Linked DNA regions of Homo sapiens: all the other regions are linked to region 1. Evidence: chromatin contacts called from ENCODE Hi-C or POLR2A ChIA-PET data. All regions are on one chromosome and are shown on one strand. Each heading gives the region's core, a stretch centred on a gene start or an enhancer-like site at or near the end of the contact. The rest is flanking DNA. Distances are from core to core; before and after follow the strand shown. Region 1 overlaps EFNA5 (ephrin A5). Region 2 has its middle 250 kb from the start of LINC01950. Region 3 has its middle 280 kb from the start of LINC01950.

The links. A loop is a pair of places that touch in the nucleus more often than their neighbours do. ChIA-PET counts read pairs that join two places held with the same protein, here RNA polymerase II (POLR2A). Pooled maps may share reads with other maps.
Region 2: a loop to region 1 is called in a pooled map, with 4 times the contacts of the local background. The contact joins two enhancer-like sites. A Hi-C loop is called at or near these places in 1 of 37 single-sample maps with no recorded cell type and 9 of 50 pooled maps. POLR2A ChIA-PET finds 5 or more read pairs at or near these places in 1 of 52 experiments (WTC11).
Region 3: a loop to region 1 is called in a map of natural killer cell, with 2.9 times the contacts of the local background. The contact joins two enhancer-like sites. A Hi-C loop is called at or near these places in 3 of 168 maps with a recorded cell type or tissue (Calu3, GM12878 and natural killer cell), 34 of 37 single-sample maps with no recorded cell type and 13 of 50 pooled maps. POLR2A ChIA-PET finds 5 or more read pairs at or near these places in 3 of 52 experiments (AG04450, GM12878 and PC-9).

What each region holds. Positions count from the first base shown.
Region 1 is chr5:107,475,583-107,478,560 of GRCh38, reverse strand. All of the region lies in intron 1 of EFNA5 (ephrin A5), which reads left to right. Among named protein-coding and RNA genes, the nearest start is that of EFNA5, 190 kb to the left of the region's middle. Within about 2 kb of position 1,525, at least 8 of the 41 ENCODE cell types and tissues checked have a DNase peak (open chromatin) inside an H3K27ac peak, as active enhancers do.
Region 2 is chr5:107,262,349-107,265,326 of GRCh38, reverse strand. No RefSeq gene overlaps it. Among named protein-coding and RNA genes, the nearest start is that of LINC01950, 250 kb to the right of the region's middle. Within about 2 kb of position 1,531, at least 2 of the 41 ENCODE cell types and tissues checked have a DNase peak (open chromatin) inside an H3K27ac peak, as active enhancers do.
Region 3 is chr5:107,292,983-107,295,960 of GRCh38, reverse strand. No RefSeq gene overlaps it. Among named protein-coding and RNA genes, the nearest start is that of LINC01950, 280 kb to the right of the region's middle. Within about 2 kb of position 1,605, at least 2 of the 41 ENCODE cell types and tissues checked have a DNase peak (open chromatin) inside an H3K27ac peak, as active enhancers do.

The sequences.
Region 1 (2,978 bases), core at 276-2,775:
GTATTCGTTGTCTGAGTCTCACAAATCCTAAACTACTTAATGGCTATGGCTGCATCCATTATGCTGCACTGTGTGTTTGCGTGTGTGCTCTCCCGACATCTGTGTAGATATCTTCTGAAATTTACAAAACCTTTGTAACTAATCCCATAGGTTAACCGGAGTAGGGGCAGTATTTGTTGTTGCTAATTACACAGTGGAAGCCTTTGGGAAATAGGCCCTTTGTTAATGATAAATTTGAGCAAGCAACTAAACATTCCTGAATAATGCTGAGAATATTACTCGCCTAGGTCTTTATGACTATGGATCTCTTGCCTGCCTCCTCTTTCTCCGTAGAAGTCTGGCCACTGTGCCTGATATGCATATTAATTGCTGGATCAGGAGGAGAAGCAGGGAGCTTCCTTTGGCAACAGGGTGTAACACAAACAGCTGAGTAATGAGGTACATGTGGATTATTAGGTATGACATAATGAGTAGCATTTCTATCATGGCATTATATATCTGTCAGGGTTTTTGGTCAGGCTTTTTCCTTCCTAGGGTTTAAAAACCCTGCTCATGTATTTCGGTGGTTATCACTAAAAATGGCCAGAAATCCCACTGCTACCAATCAGTTATGCTACCTCTAAATATCAGCCTCTGATTGATAGCTTGTTAAAGTGAGTTTCAAAACCAAGGGGAACTCTCTTTAGAGGAGGTATGTATTTGATTTAGGGTATATTGATTTGCATAATTTAGCAAATAAAGTACTATATAGTTAAAGGTCTGGAGACATTTACTTTTACCTAACTTAAAAAAAATAATATATTGTGGCCTAGATTAGTCACATAAGAGCCACCCTGTAAAAAGGAAACAGTGCAGGTAGAAGTTAGTCAAGAGAACACAATAGCCACACCTTGAGAAACCTTTCACCTGTGGCTTAGTTATTACTATCAGGTTACCCAAAAGAAAGAAGGGTTATATAGAGAAATAAAAAAGATTTATAACATGTATCCCCAAAAGACACCTGAAAAATAAGAGAATAGGATAAATGTAATTGCCAGAGATCCTTTTACAGTTATAAATTAATGTAGACAATTTTCTAGAGCAGTAATACCTCATGTAAGAAAGCCCTTTGCCAATATGTATTTTCTGCTTGTTTTAAATCACATATGCGACTTTGGTTCTAGATTTGTACCTTTAAACAGTCCAGAAAGATAAGAGTTTCTGCAGATATTATTCTATTGATTGCTTAATTCAAAAGATTATAAATTACTTCATCTGTTTTAGTGGAAGAGAAAGTCTTACATAGGTACATAAATATCTATATGTTAATATTATGATTAGTATCTCTTATCTACACATTGACCTATTCCTTATGTTTCTCCGTAGCTTCTTACCAAGACATTTTTTTTCTCTCTTGATAAGCCAGTAACCTCCCTTTTGAAACTGTGTGATGTTTCTCTTTTTGTTTTGGTTACTAGGAGGCTCAGCTGGCTTTCGTGTTGAGTTGCCACACAGCCTTTCCTGTTCATTGTCACAGACCCAGCAGCACCTAGCACATAGTGATACAAATGCTCAGCAAATAGACACTAAATCAGCAAATGTGTGACTTGAAATAGTTTTTCATTATGACTGATTTCCTGTCCACTTTATGTCTGGCTTTTTTGTTTTTAAGCTATATAAGGTGTAATGATTTCATTCTGTCTGATTCTGATTTGTGAACCACATCAAATCATTTCATCAAGGAGTCAGGGTATAGTATAACCTGAAAGGAATATGCCTCTGTTTTATACACTGTGACAACACAGTTTGGATGTTCCTGTGAGAGAGAGAGAGAGAGAGAGAGAGAAAGAGAAAAAATAAACATTTTAAGGGCAGCTAAATGGACTAAGAATAAAGCATTTCTGTAGGGACTTCAAATCAGAGAGTCCTGATACATAAAATTACAGGTATTGGACTTCATAGAAAGCTAATGAAATGTTTCTCCCCAAATTCTGTCAGATATCCCTATTGAACTGGTCATTTTCATTTGTTTTATATTTAATGAAACCAGAGGGAGAAACAGCAGGAATAGAAGGGTCTGTTTTGAAACTCTAAACAAGCCACCTGATGATTTTGTTTATCACTTGAACAGCTCTGGGTTCTTGTTTTGAAAATACAGATGTGTAAAGGTTTACATAGTTCCATTCTAAGTATAATATACTCTATTTTGCTCTCAAGAATATAGTTCTTGACTGGGCACAGTGGCTCACTCCTGTAATCCCAGCACTTTGGGAGGCTGAGGTGGGTGGATCACCTGAGGTCAGGAGTTCAAGACCAGCCTGGCCAACATTGTGAAACCGAATCTCTACTAAAAACACAAAAAATTAGCTGGGCGTGGTGGCAGGTGCCTGTAACCCCAGCTACTCGGGAGGCTGAGGCAGGAGAATTGCTTGAACTTGGGAGGCGGAGGTTGCAGTGAGCCGAGATCGCGCCATTACACTCCAGCCTGAGCAACAAGAGCAAGACTCTGTCTCAAAAAAAAAAAATATATATATAGTTTAAAAACTCTCAAGCCACCTTGGTATCTTCCATCTCATGTTTTATAGATGTTCAAACTGTACCATTTCAAACAGGTGCCGTGCTGTGAAAAACATGAACACAGTTTGAAATTCACTCTTGTAAAATATTTTGATATTAGCATTTTTAAAGGATCTGGGAAGTGTTGATATTCATTAACAACATCTCATTGCTCCAGAAACAGTTCAGCCTGGGTATTTTGAGGCTGAAGTCATGTCATCTCAGGTAGAACAACACAAAGGGCTTGCACTTTGGGGTAGTTCTCGTGAGAAATATGTAATCAGATTGTGGATACCCTAGACAAATCTTCTGTCTTAAGATGTATAAGTCTTATGCAGGGTAAGAATGTTGCTGACATAGTCCTTGAACAGCCTTCAAAATTATACTGGCTTTTCAGGCTCTGTTCCCCTTTAGCAATGCAGCAGATTGAAATAACTTCTGAA
Region 2 (2,978 bases), core at 282-2,781, 210 kb after region 1:
CAGCATGGGGCAGAAGAAGTATGGACAACGATGCTTGCAAGGGAAGGGGGAAGCCAAAGGAAGAGGGAGTTAAAGAGCATGAGAAACACACACAAGCCTACTGCCCACTACCAGGGTCAGCTTTAGAAAACCACTAAGTAATCCAGGGCAATTGTTTAATGGGAAAATCAGGTTCACATGGACGTTTAGGAAAGCCTCAGCCAGTTAAAGGAAGAATGGCATTTATCAAAATAGGACAGCACACGGGCTGAAAAGTGCATGCAGATGGAAAGAATGGGCTGATAATCAGACTTTGAGCCCTGCTAACATGCTAATTGTATATGATGTGTGTGTGTGTGTGTGTGTGTGTGTGTGTGTGTGTGTGTGTGTGTGTGAGAGAGAGAGAGAGAGAGAGAGACATTCGTGGTAAGCAGCTTTTCCTTCTTAGTTCCTTTTTGTTATGACCTTTGTGAGCTTGGTGATCTTGGTCAAGTCCCTTAATCTTTCTGTATTGAAGCATCCTTAGCTTTAAATTAGAGGGGAAAAAATGGTGTCTTATTAGGTGGCTGTGTGCTTTCAGTGAGCCAATGTATGAGAAAGTGACTAGCAGAGTGTCTGACACATTTTATTACTCTGAGTTCCAGCAGGTCACCAAGCGGGTGAAGATCTTTGCCTGTTTTCTGCTCCTACTGATCACTGCTTTTGGAACCTTTATACTACTTTACAGGGCCCTCCTCACTTAGAAGGAAATCAGATACCATCTGCTTGACAACCTCATAGATCTATTTCCATAAAAGAGATTATTGCTACAATTTTTGAATTCATGAAGATTTCATCGATGCAGCAATGAGCATCAGTGTCCTTGATAACTCTTTCATCTCTAGGTTACACAGAATAAGACTGCACCTGTAAACTCATTGTAATTTGCAGAGCTGTACATACCTTTGAAAAATGATTTGTAATTCTCATGGCTAGCTCTCAAAGTATTTTTTAAATGACTCTGAGCTGAGCAAGGACAAGCCAACCATGTAAGGTTTTAAAAAGGTACCTGACAGACACAGATATCACACATCTGTTTTGATAGTCACTAGAACACTAGGAAGAGGTCTAATTCCACTGATCACAAATATATTTCACAGGACTTATACTTGAATTTTTTTCATGTCTCTCATGTAGTCTATGGAAATATATTGCTTTTGAAATTTTGATTTCCTTGATAAAAAAAAGTAAGTAAAAAGAGACCCTAGATCTCTTAAAAAAAAAAAAAAAACTAGCATGGATTCCAAAAGCACTTATAAGCATAATAACAATCCAAACAGAGATAATGTTATAAGGATTGCTACAAATGGATGCTTGCTTATTTCTGACTACAGTCAAAAGATGCCAACTAATAATCCCCAAATGGCCTTGCCAGAACAAGTTTATTTTTATTCTGGGAACGTTTAGAGTTTCTACATCAGGCTGCGGCAAAATACGCTTTATTTTTTTGAACTTGAGATCAGGGCAAAACCATATGCAAATGACAAAACCCACATCCTTGAATGATCAGAATACACGTAGCATTTAGGTAGGAGCTACTGGAGTTCTTTAAGAGGCTGAAAAATTAGGTACTTGGGATTTTGTTGTGTCAGGGAGGAGGGTCAGGATAGAGGGTGGGGGTGAAAAGAAAGTCTGAAACTTCACCTACCTACAAATCATTATCCTTGAACTGGCTGAAGGCAAAACTGGCTTGTTTACCTGCTTCTCTTTTAGGGAAACCCCAGGCTGCAGATTTTTAGCTCTACCTTGTCTTTGAGCTGGTTCCCGTCAGCATTTCACTCTGAGTGTTCTCTTAAGTAAAAATGTTCTAAGGCTGATGAAGATTAGCAATAATTAATTGTCACTTTTAAAACAAACACAGTTTTGACCTTGAGTATTGTATGCATTCTCAGCAATAAAATCTAACAGTCTGACCTGAAAAGCATGGGCTCGCTGTGGTGTCTCACTCTCGAAGTGATAACTTCAAATTCACTGATAATTAACAGTAATAGCCATCACAACAAAATCATCTAAAACACCCACATGAAAACTTCTTTAGTATTAGTTTATAGGTCTACTAATTAAAAGTCATTTTTGTTTCTAAAGATTCCTTTGACTAGCTCTATTCTTCCATTGTCTTCTTTTGAAATGTGTTTTCTTGTTGCTAGCTAAGTGACATTATTTAAACCATCTGATGTTAGCATGATTTGCTCTGAGGGTGTTAACCTAATATTAAGAAATTTAAATTTAGTTTTAATATCTCAGTGGCATTATGCTTTGTTAAAATTGCATTTCTGGAAAAACTCACTCATCTGTAACAGTTTAAACATGAACCCTTTACCCATATACTATATTAGCTGAGTAAAAAATGAATTTTTAGTGTTTTTCTTTTCAATACATCTTGTGAAATCATAAGAGAATTCTGCAATTTATACAGGGAAATTTGGCTGCCATTTGCTTGGACTGTGACATATGACTATAATTTGTAACTTTCCTTCCAACACTTGGTTATTTGTTATCTGAATATCTGAGTTTCAGAAGTATGAATTAGTGTATGAACAATGGAAAAAAAAGGTATGCTGTAATTCTCAGGGGCATGGTGTGTTACTGTCCTTAGAAATATGACTTGGGAAACACATTTAAATATAGAATTTATATTCTGCTTCTATTAGTGATTTACATGACTCTGTGACTTGCATCTTCATTTAGGTTTTTTTTTTTTTTTTTTTTTGAGACAGTGTCTCACTCTGTCACACAGGCTGGAGTGCGGTGGTGTGCCATCTCAGCTCACTGCAATCTCCACCTCCCAGGTTCAAGTGATTCTCCTGCCTCAGCCTCCCAAGTAGCTGCCTGCCACCATGCCTCGCTAATTTTTGTATTTTTTGTGGAGACAGGGTTTCACCATGTTGGCCAGGCTGGTCTCAAGCTCCTGATCTCAAGTGATCTGCCCACCTTGGCCTCCCAAAGTGTTGGGATTATAG
Region 3 (2,978 bases), core at 356-2,855, 180 kb after region 1:
CTTGTATAAAAAAAAAAATGAGCTGCCTCCAAGCCAGCTTGGCAGATTTAAAGCCAAGCCTACAAGCAACTGCCTGCTAATCTTTTATTGAGATTTGAAGAGGTGGTTTCTTCCATGAACTTGCAGTTTAGCTCTTCTGCATCTAGTGAACAACTTTTACCAATGGTATAAATTTCTACTAGGCAGTCACTTGCCAAATTACATTTCCTTAAGAGGACTTCCAATGTATCCTTTGACTTGGAAATGTGTGTGTGTGTGTGTTTTAAGTGCTTCAAGGATATTTTATTCAAGGTTTTAAATAATTTCCTGTTTCCATAACTTGTTGTTCTGACTCTTTTTGCAATGTGTTTGTCATGTCTGAAACTATTGTTTTTCTCAGATTTTGGCAGGGTTGGGGGTGGAATCGGCAGTGGTGAATCTTGGCTTTAACTTGGCAAAATTGGCAATATTTCTGGAAAACAAAATGAAAGGTCTAGAGGAGCATTTTTTTTTTTAAATTGTTGTTGCTGTTTTGCAGGGTGGGCTAACGGAAGAGTAGAAATGTAGCAATTCTACTTTACAGAAAAACAGAGTCTGCCTTCTGTATTAAGTGTAATCTAATGTATTAAATTGATAGAAATACACATGGTGCTAGGTTTCTGTTGAGGAATGCAGAGTTCGGCACGTATTCTCAGTCATCTCATTCACACATTGCCTGAAGTTTGAGATTAGTAATCAAGGGGTGGTTTATTTATTTTTGTTTTTCTATACATGGCCAAAGTACATGCATGATCTGTCTTTAGGGTATGGGGATATGGGAGGTAGGGGGATCTCCCTGGTCCAGGGTTCTTTGCCTGTGGCATTGTTTTCCATCGATAACTACCGCTGGGGACAATGACCTGGCCTGGCCTGATCTGACCCAGTTTCATGTACAAGATGCAAGTTTGGAGGGTATTTATCTCAACTGTTGGACATGTTGTTGATTTTTATTTTTTGACTGGAGCAGCCAAGCCACTTTTGGTTTCACCACTCCTTACATTCACCCTTTGCTTGTTGCCTAGGGCAGAAGGCACTTGGAAAGTTCACAAAGGAAATAAAATACTTCAGTGGCCTCTGAAGTTAAATAAAATACTTGTCTAAGGGTTAGGTCTTTCCCTCCTCCCTTTCGCAATGGAAAGAGGCAGAAAAGCTGTGGATTTTAATAAGGCTAACATTCTAGGTTTGGAAAAGGTCAAGTGACCACAAATGCCTGATAAAGTATTTGCTTTTTTTCAGTATAACATTTGAATTTTAAAATATGATATTTAAGGCAATTATTCTTCAGAAGTTCACTAACTTCAAATGAGTAGGTTCTAAGGGCTAAAAATGCTCCGTACCATCCAAGAGTTGTCACTAATGTTGCTGTCATTGTCACTTAAGGAAGGATTTGAAAGGTAGTATGTTCAAGATATTGCCAGCCTCTTCCCAGTGCCTGGTGGGTGGGGAGAGAAGAATGGGTTTAAAAGGCAATTTGAGCTGCAATCAGATAATATCAATGTATACATAAAGTACAAGTTATATGTTGTTATTTAGCATCTTCAATTACCCATTGTGAAAGTTAGGGGTGAATCTTTGGAAAAGCAGTGAATGTTTATCACCCACTTCCTCTTTTTCTCTTCCTGTTCTATTATGAGTTGTCAGTTAGCCTTTCTTTAGTCCTTCTAAGTTTGAAGTGTGCAGAATATTTAACATTATTCTACTTCTTCTAAGTTAATTTTTAAAATTCTGAAGTTCCTTATTTTAAGGCTACCTGTGTCTTAAGATAGCTGTTCAGGAGGAAGCGTGGGAACTGATTTAGTTTTCCCACCGAGAAGCCCTGCACGAATTCAAGTATTAGCCTTGATTCTGGCTCTGCAGCAGCCTCACTGTGTGGTCTCGGCAAGAAGTTGTTATATCTCAGTTTCCCTATCTGTATAAAATGGGGTAATTACCCTAGCTTACTCAGTAAGTTATAGCCTTGAACAACAAATGAATGATGATAAAGTATTTAAAACTACAAGAGAATGTAGAAATTCTAAGTATTACAGTTTTATTGCCTTACAAGGGGTGATAAAGTAAAAGTGAGGTTTAATAACAAATTGAAATTCCTAGATGAAAGGGACTGGAGAAGTTCAAAGTCATTTTATTATTATTAATAATAGGTGTTGTACTGCCTTCGTTCACCCTCGTCATCTAATCAGCACGCATTCCTTGGATTAAAGGGAGTGTTCTCTCTCCAAATGACTTTTATCTACAGTGTTGAGACATTCCTTATCCTGTTTTATGGATATGGAGTTTTGAATGACTATAAACAACTCCATTTTTTAGAAACTTTTTTTTTTTTTTTGAAAAGAAGAGAAGCCAAGTTGCCTCTTGGTTCACCTTCGTAAGTATGTGAAGATGTTTATATGAAGCTCCTTCACAGTTCTGTTCCTGTTTGTGAGACCCCAACCTCCTTGCTCATGGATTTATGTTGTTCACTCCATAGACATTCTTAGTTTCCCCTTTGTCTACGTGGAAAGATTCCAATTTTATTTATATAGAGTCTCAAATCATATCTCTAATTTTAATACAAAACCTCTGTTAAGCCAGAATAAACGGAAAGCATAAATACTTTAAAATGCTTTACTTTAAACATTTGCAAGAGTGGAGAACAGATTGTAGAAATTTCTCAAGTGAAAGGAACTTGACATACATGACAAATGTGAGGCTCACCTGGCTGAGGGGATGAGAAGATGTGGAGCCAGCATCGGCAGGAGTCAGAGTGAGGCTAGGCAAAAAAAGTATTCAGCTTCAAACCACTCTTGTTCTTTTTTCTTTTAAAAATTTTTTAAGGCCTGGCGCGGTGGCTCTCGCCTGTAATCCCAGCACTTTGGGAGGCCGAGGCGGGTGGATCGCAAGGTCAGGAGATTGAGACCATCCTGGCTAACACGGTGACACCCCATCTCTACTAAAAATACAAAATATTAGCCAGGTGTGGT